2 separate regions of the Homo sapiens genome follow, and region 1 is linked to region 2. Evidence: read pairs that join two places in POLR2A ChIA-PET (ENCODE). Cell type or tissue: Panc1. All regions are shown on one strand. Each heading gives the region's core, and the rest is flanking DNA. Links, peaks and the distances in the headings are about the cores only.

What was found. ChIA-PET counts read pairs that join two places held together with the same protein. Peaks named below come from ENCODE experiments on the same cell type or tissue, not always from the same donor. Only the 100,000 strongest peaks of a DNase experiment are listed, where the experiment ranks them.
Region 1: POLR2A ChIA-PET joins it to region 2 with 17 read pairs; 1 of 35 experiments calls an interaction of 5 or more read pairs at or near these places.

What each region holds. Positions count from the first base shown.
Region 1 is chr5:171,987,828-171,990,750 of GRCh38, forward strand. The region is part of intron 1 of FBXW11 (F-box and WD repeat domain containing 11); the gene reads right to left. Among named protein-coding and RNA genes, the nearest start is that of FBXW11, 17 kb to the right of the region's middle. RefSeq lists a silencer at 1,674-1,813. In Panc1, for the core only: no CTCF peak of the experiment used is centred there; a DNase peak (open chromatin) is centred at 1,644; H3K27ac peaks cover 1,234 bases.
Region 2 is chr5:171,161,048-171,163,970 of GRCh38, forward strand. The region is part of intron 14 of RANBP17 (RAN binding protein 17); the gene reads left to right. Among named protein-coding and RNA genes, the nearest start is that of TLX3, 150 kb to the right of the region's middle. In Panc1, for the core only: CTCF peaks have their summits at 1,712 and 1,913; a DNase peak (open chromatin) is centred at 1,735.

The DNA.
Region 1 (2,923 bases), core at 184-2,683, 830 kb after region 2:
CCGTGATCCTTACAAGTTTTCACACTATGGTATACTTTTTTATGTAAAAGACTACAAGCTTCTGGAAGCAAGGTATGCATTTGATTCTGTTCTGTATTCCCCAAACAATACCTAGAACAGAGTACATGCTCAATAATGAATGGATGAAACTATTTATCTGCCTATTTAAGTAACAATGTGTATCTCAATTTGATGGGGCCATGATACCGACAAGGTCCCTTAGATTTGGAAAATTAAAAGGCTAACAGAGTCAGAAAAAAGTCTCTCTAATATTACATCTGAATCAGAAATAACATGAACTCACGGTTCTTTTTAAACATATTTCTTAGTTCTGTCCACTGAAAGGGTCTAGAAGCAATGACAACCCATGGCAATGATTTTAGTTTCTAAATACCATTCCTTACTAAAAAGAACCAGAGCCTTGGAGAAATGGCTGATTCCTGATCACCTTATGGAAATATAAGGTGAGTCTGGGACATCTTGTTGTGCCAAAAAAGCCAAGGGAAAACAAACAAACAAACAAAAAAAACAGTGATGGGGTCATGTCAAAATGAAACAGGAGGAGCTACCTAGAAAAAGTTATCAGTAGCCAAACCTGAGACAATCTGAGCATTAGCAAAGACTGTAATTGATTGTTAACACTGAATAAATAAAAGTCCAGGAGAGTATGGTGATATAAAAAAGGAAGGAAGAAAAATGGGGGCAGCCTGTGGGAGTGGCAATTTAAAAACTACAATTCTGGCACGGTGGCTCACGCCTGTAATCGTAGCACTTTGGGAGGCCAAGGCAGGCAGATCACTTGAGGTCAGGAGTTTGAGACCAGTCTGGCCAACATAGCAAAATCCTGTCTCTAATAAAAATACAAAAATTAGCCAGGCATGGTGGCAGGTGCCTGTAATCCCAGTTACTCAGGAGGCTGAGGCAGGAGAATTGCTTGAATCCAGGAGGCAGAGGCTGCAGTGAGCTGAGATCACGCCACTGCACTCCAGCCCGGGCAACAGAGCGAGACTCCACCTCAATAAATAAATAAATATATACATACACACATACATTCATACTACAATTTTGGCCCAGCATGGTGGCTCACGCCTGTAATCCCAGCACTTTGGGAGGCCGAGGTGGGCGAATCTCCTGAGGTCAGGAGTTCAAGACCAGCCTGGCCAACATGGCAAAACCCTGTCTCTACTAAAAATATGAAAATTAGCCGGGCGTGGTGGTATGCACCTGTAGTTCCAGCTACTCAGGAGGCTGAGGCAGGAGAATCACTTGAACCCAGGAGGTGGAGGTTGCAGTGAACTGAAATTGCACCACTGCACTCCAGCCTGGGCAACAGAGTGAGACTCTGTTTAAAATAATAAAATAAAAAATCTACAATTTTGCAACCCCTATTGTAATAACCGATTTCAGGATCAGGATAATGAAACCAATGAGTGAAAGGCTGTAATGAAACAGGGTATTTACAAGGTGCCAAAATAGTGTCCCATAGATTCCTCTCTAATAGCAGAAGAGAAAATTTTACCTTCATTATGGAGAGATCTGGCTGCGCCAAGGAATCAAAGTTAGCATTGCTCATAACGGGATAACCCGTCATTAAGTGCCTCCTGATATGACTCAATGTGAACTGCACTTCACCTATGATGAAGCATTCTCGTCAAAATGTTTAACCTGGATGCATCTCAATTAACTTCCAGTTTACAGGAAGTAGAGGAGCTAGAGAAACCAGTTAAATGACACCACGAGGAAATAATGAATGCACAAGGTTACACATCCTACAAGACAACCAGAGCTGGTCTCTTCAAACAAGTTAATGCAGGCAAAGGAAGGAAAAGGGTAAAGGAACTGTTCTTAAAAAAGAGTACAAGAAACATAACCAAATACAAAGGATGTACTTTGTTTGGATCCTGTTTTGTCGGTTTGTTTGTTTTAAAGAAGTGAGAGTGGTATCAAAGACATTCTTGAGACAATTAGGAAAATTTAGATTTAATTGATGCTTGATATTATATTATGGAATTACTTTAATTTTCTTAGATGTGAAAACAGTATTGTGGTTACACATGCATAAAGTATATGTGATTATATATAATGTGGTTGTATACACGGAGATATGGTTGTGTGTATGCATGTAATGGTTTGAGACAAAGAGAGAGAAACTATCCTTATTTTAGGAGATACATGCTGAAAACTTAGGGGTTAAGTATTATGATGTTTGCAACTTACTTTCAAATTTTTAACAACAAAAAAGGGAGGTAGGGAGGAAGGAAAAGACAGAGTAAGAGAGGGAAGGAGAAAAGGAGAGAAATGGGAAGGAGGGAAGAAGGGGAAAGAGGAAGAGAAGGGAGGGGGGTAGCAGAGAAATGACTCAAATATGACAAAATGTTAACAATTGTTGAATCTAGGTCAAGAGAGTATATAAATGTTATACTTTTTTACCTCAACTCTTAGATGTATATGATATTTTTCATAATAAAAAGTTAATGGAGGAAAAAGAGAAGAACAATTTAAAAAGCAAACAGTTTAAAATTCATGTAATACCATGAGACTGTCAGGAAATAAGAGCACTGTTACTCAAGATCTGTGAGAGTATAAATTGCTGCAATGTGACTGGAGGGCAATGTGGCAATGTCTATCAGATTTATAAAAGCACCTAGTCAGTATGCCCAAGATCCTGTCCTGAAGATACCTTCCATATGCACAGTTCTTCTTTATAGCATTAACTGTAACAGCAAAAGACTAGAAATCATCTACACATGCATCAGTCCAAACTGGTTACCCAAATTATGGCATATTTGTACAATAAATCAGCATGTATCTTTTAAATTAAATTATCTCCTCAAAAAATATGACAGCTCTTTGGGAACTGATATGAAAGATAACTGAGTCATATTTTACTTAAAAAAAGGTGCAAAAATAATGTGTACAGGAT
Region 2 (2,923 bases), core at 215-2,714:
TCCTAAAGTGCTGGGATTACAGGCGTGAGCCACCGCGCCCGGCTGAGATTCTTAAAAATCATTCTGTCAAATATTATTTATGATTTATTCTTTTTTAGGGCTAGCTTTTAGTAACTGGTTTCTGGAATTATCTCACTGAAGCAATCCCATTGTCATTCATATAACCACATCCAGAATTTGAACAGGACTTCACCATGTCTCTGCTCATGGGCTCCAGAATAAAATCAAAGTCCCAAGAATATCATAAGTAACAACCACAAAGATTGTCAGCCACTTTCTCCTTTTATTTGAGATTGGGGAGGCCTTTTGCTCTTATTTCTGGTGCCAGGTGGCAGGTCCCTAAACTTTGTGCTTTTTAGGTTGTACGCCTGAGGAGTGATGTACCCAGAGTTCCAGAGAAGGCTTGGAAAATAGTTAAGGTGAGTTGGGTTGCTGGTTATGATGGTGGACCAGCAATCTTTATGCTTGTCTCACTACAGCCTCAGATTCTAATTAGTAAAACAGGCATATGCATACAATGATTAAGTGTAGGCATGCATTGTCTTCATTCCCTTTTTATGCATTATATAATTCTACAATGTTCATATTTTATAGCCAAAGGTTTAGTAGTCCACTAATAAGCAGTATTAGCTGCAAAGCCTATATTTAATGTGGTTGCATAGTACAAAAGCATCCTAGATTTCTTGATGCTAACATTGCTGAGTAACCAATTATAATCAGTTATTAATACTTAAGAAAGTTTTATTTGGCTACATTGAATAGCATCTGTTATTGAACAGTGTCTAGAGCACATGTATCCCTTGTGTCAGAATGTGTTTCTGGCTGACACCTTTAGGAGGTACGGGGGATTAAACAAAATATTTTACTTCCCAGTTCCCCACCTCTGCTATCACCCTCTCACAAACTTCATCCAGCATCAGCTTCTTTGCCCTAAAATTTAATCGTCATCTTATAAACTTGCTATTGCAAAGAATTATAAATATTCCTTTAACTGTCTGAAATGCTCTTTCAAACCATGGTCCCAAAATCCTCTACTAAAATTAAGCCTTCTTCCCAAGCATCTGGTGCCATAGCCATAGTTAGCTTCTTTTTGAATGGGCTTGGGGAGATAATATATTTACCCAGGGCTTTACCATGGCTTTATCCATAGAAGACTAGTTTAACAGAAGCTTGGCCCCAGACATGGAGTGAATTGGCAGCCAACAGGAGCAAAGCTGTGTCAGGACAAATGTACACTCTCCATTTTCTCTGGTTGGCTTTCAGCTGGTTGCACCACAGGAGTCTTTCTGTGGACTGCATATCCTGTGACCAGTAACTGGTGCACTCAACCCAGGTCCCTCTTGGCTAGGGAAGGCCTGTCGGGAGGCATTAGGTTCATGCTGGTGGAGATCCTTAGTCAGTGGCTCCCTGAAGGAAAGTAAGGCAAACAGCCAGCTTCTGTTGAACAGGTGGTAGTTAGACCCTAGATCTGCTTGGGGGTGGGAGGAAAAGAATCTCTCCAAAATTACCAGCCTTGCTGGTTTTCACATTATACCTGTACTCTTTCTAATAAATTATTGTTTAGAAACTGACTCAGAAATATCTCTGACAGCATCTGGAGCTTTCTGACTTTTCCACCTTCCTTAGCAGTCTGGATTTGGGCCCAAGTTAGAAATGGAAACCCCACTGGGGTGCAAGCAAAAGAGGAAGCATGTTCTTAGCCATGCATCAGTGGAGGCCCCTACTGGGAGAGGGGATTATCACAAGGCAGCAGGCAGCCCTGCACCCCAGCCTGCTGAGTTCATGCTTTGTGCCACAGGATGTGGAGCGAAGGAAATGTGAGGCCAAAGTGGTCACTCCAAGTTTTCTTATACAATAGCTTATTCAAGCAGACTGGGAATGCCTCTTAAGAGATTTGTTAGGTACATGTGCCCTTAGCAAGATGGCCACCACAGATGGTGGGTTCAGATATTCTAATTGAAATAAATGTTTAACATTCAGATGTATTTTATACTTCCATAACCAGTTTTTCTTTATCAGATGCTGTTCCTTATTCAACTGAATGAGGCAAGCAGGATTATTCACCTTTTACCACTTGATTTCCAACATAAATTATGGTTTTAAAATCAAATTCTGGCAAAAGATTTTTCTGTCTAATTTCAGGCTTATATTTAGTGATGTTATTTGAAACGATATGGAAAAATTAGTCACCCAGGATTAATGTGGATCTATTCAGTGTCACTAAGTTTGTGTATTTAATATACAGCAATGATGTTTGTACCATTAATTCTCTTGTTATGGTGATAAGTTAATTGTGATTATCATATTTTATCCTGCTTCAAATGTTAATGAAAGAGCTAAGTACCTTTAGTTCCAAATGGTTTAGATCCAAGTCATTAAATGCTCTATTCTTTCTTACACCTCTCCTCCTCCCTCCTCTACTAATGCCTTTCACATTGATGAGGTCTTTCTTATAGAAAGCACTGAATTGACCTCAAAGGCACTTGAAGCCTAAAACAAAAATATGAAAATTGATTTCTTATTCATAGTAAGTGATTTCATACTGTGTTCCTAAATTCTCTTCCTAAGGAACACTAATGCTTTCATTATATTGGATCCTTTCCAGTGACAGGTTTTGTTTTACCAATTTAGAACCAGTTAAAAACCTTCATTAATAAGTCATTCCAATAGATTGAAACAATACTTGAAAATTCACAGTAATATTTGGGGGATCTTTTGTGGTATCACTTTTGTATTACCTGATATGTTTTTGAGAATAAATTGGTTCAGAGAAGGTTTGTCATCCAATGGCAAAATACTTTGTTGTTGACTTCTACTGCACTGTTAATTTTCTGCATTGAGCCTGCTTAAACAATGCACTAAAGCTCTTTGAGAAGTTATAGCATCTTAAACACTTATAGAAGGCCTAAGGGTATTAACTTAC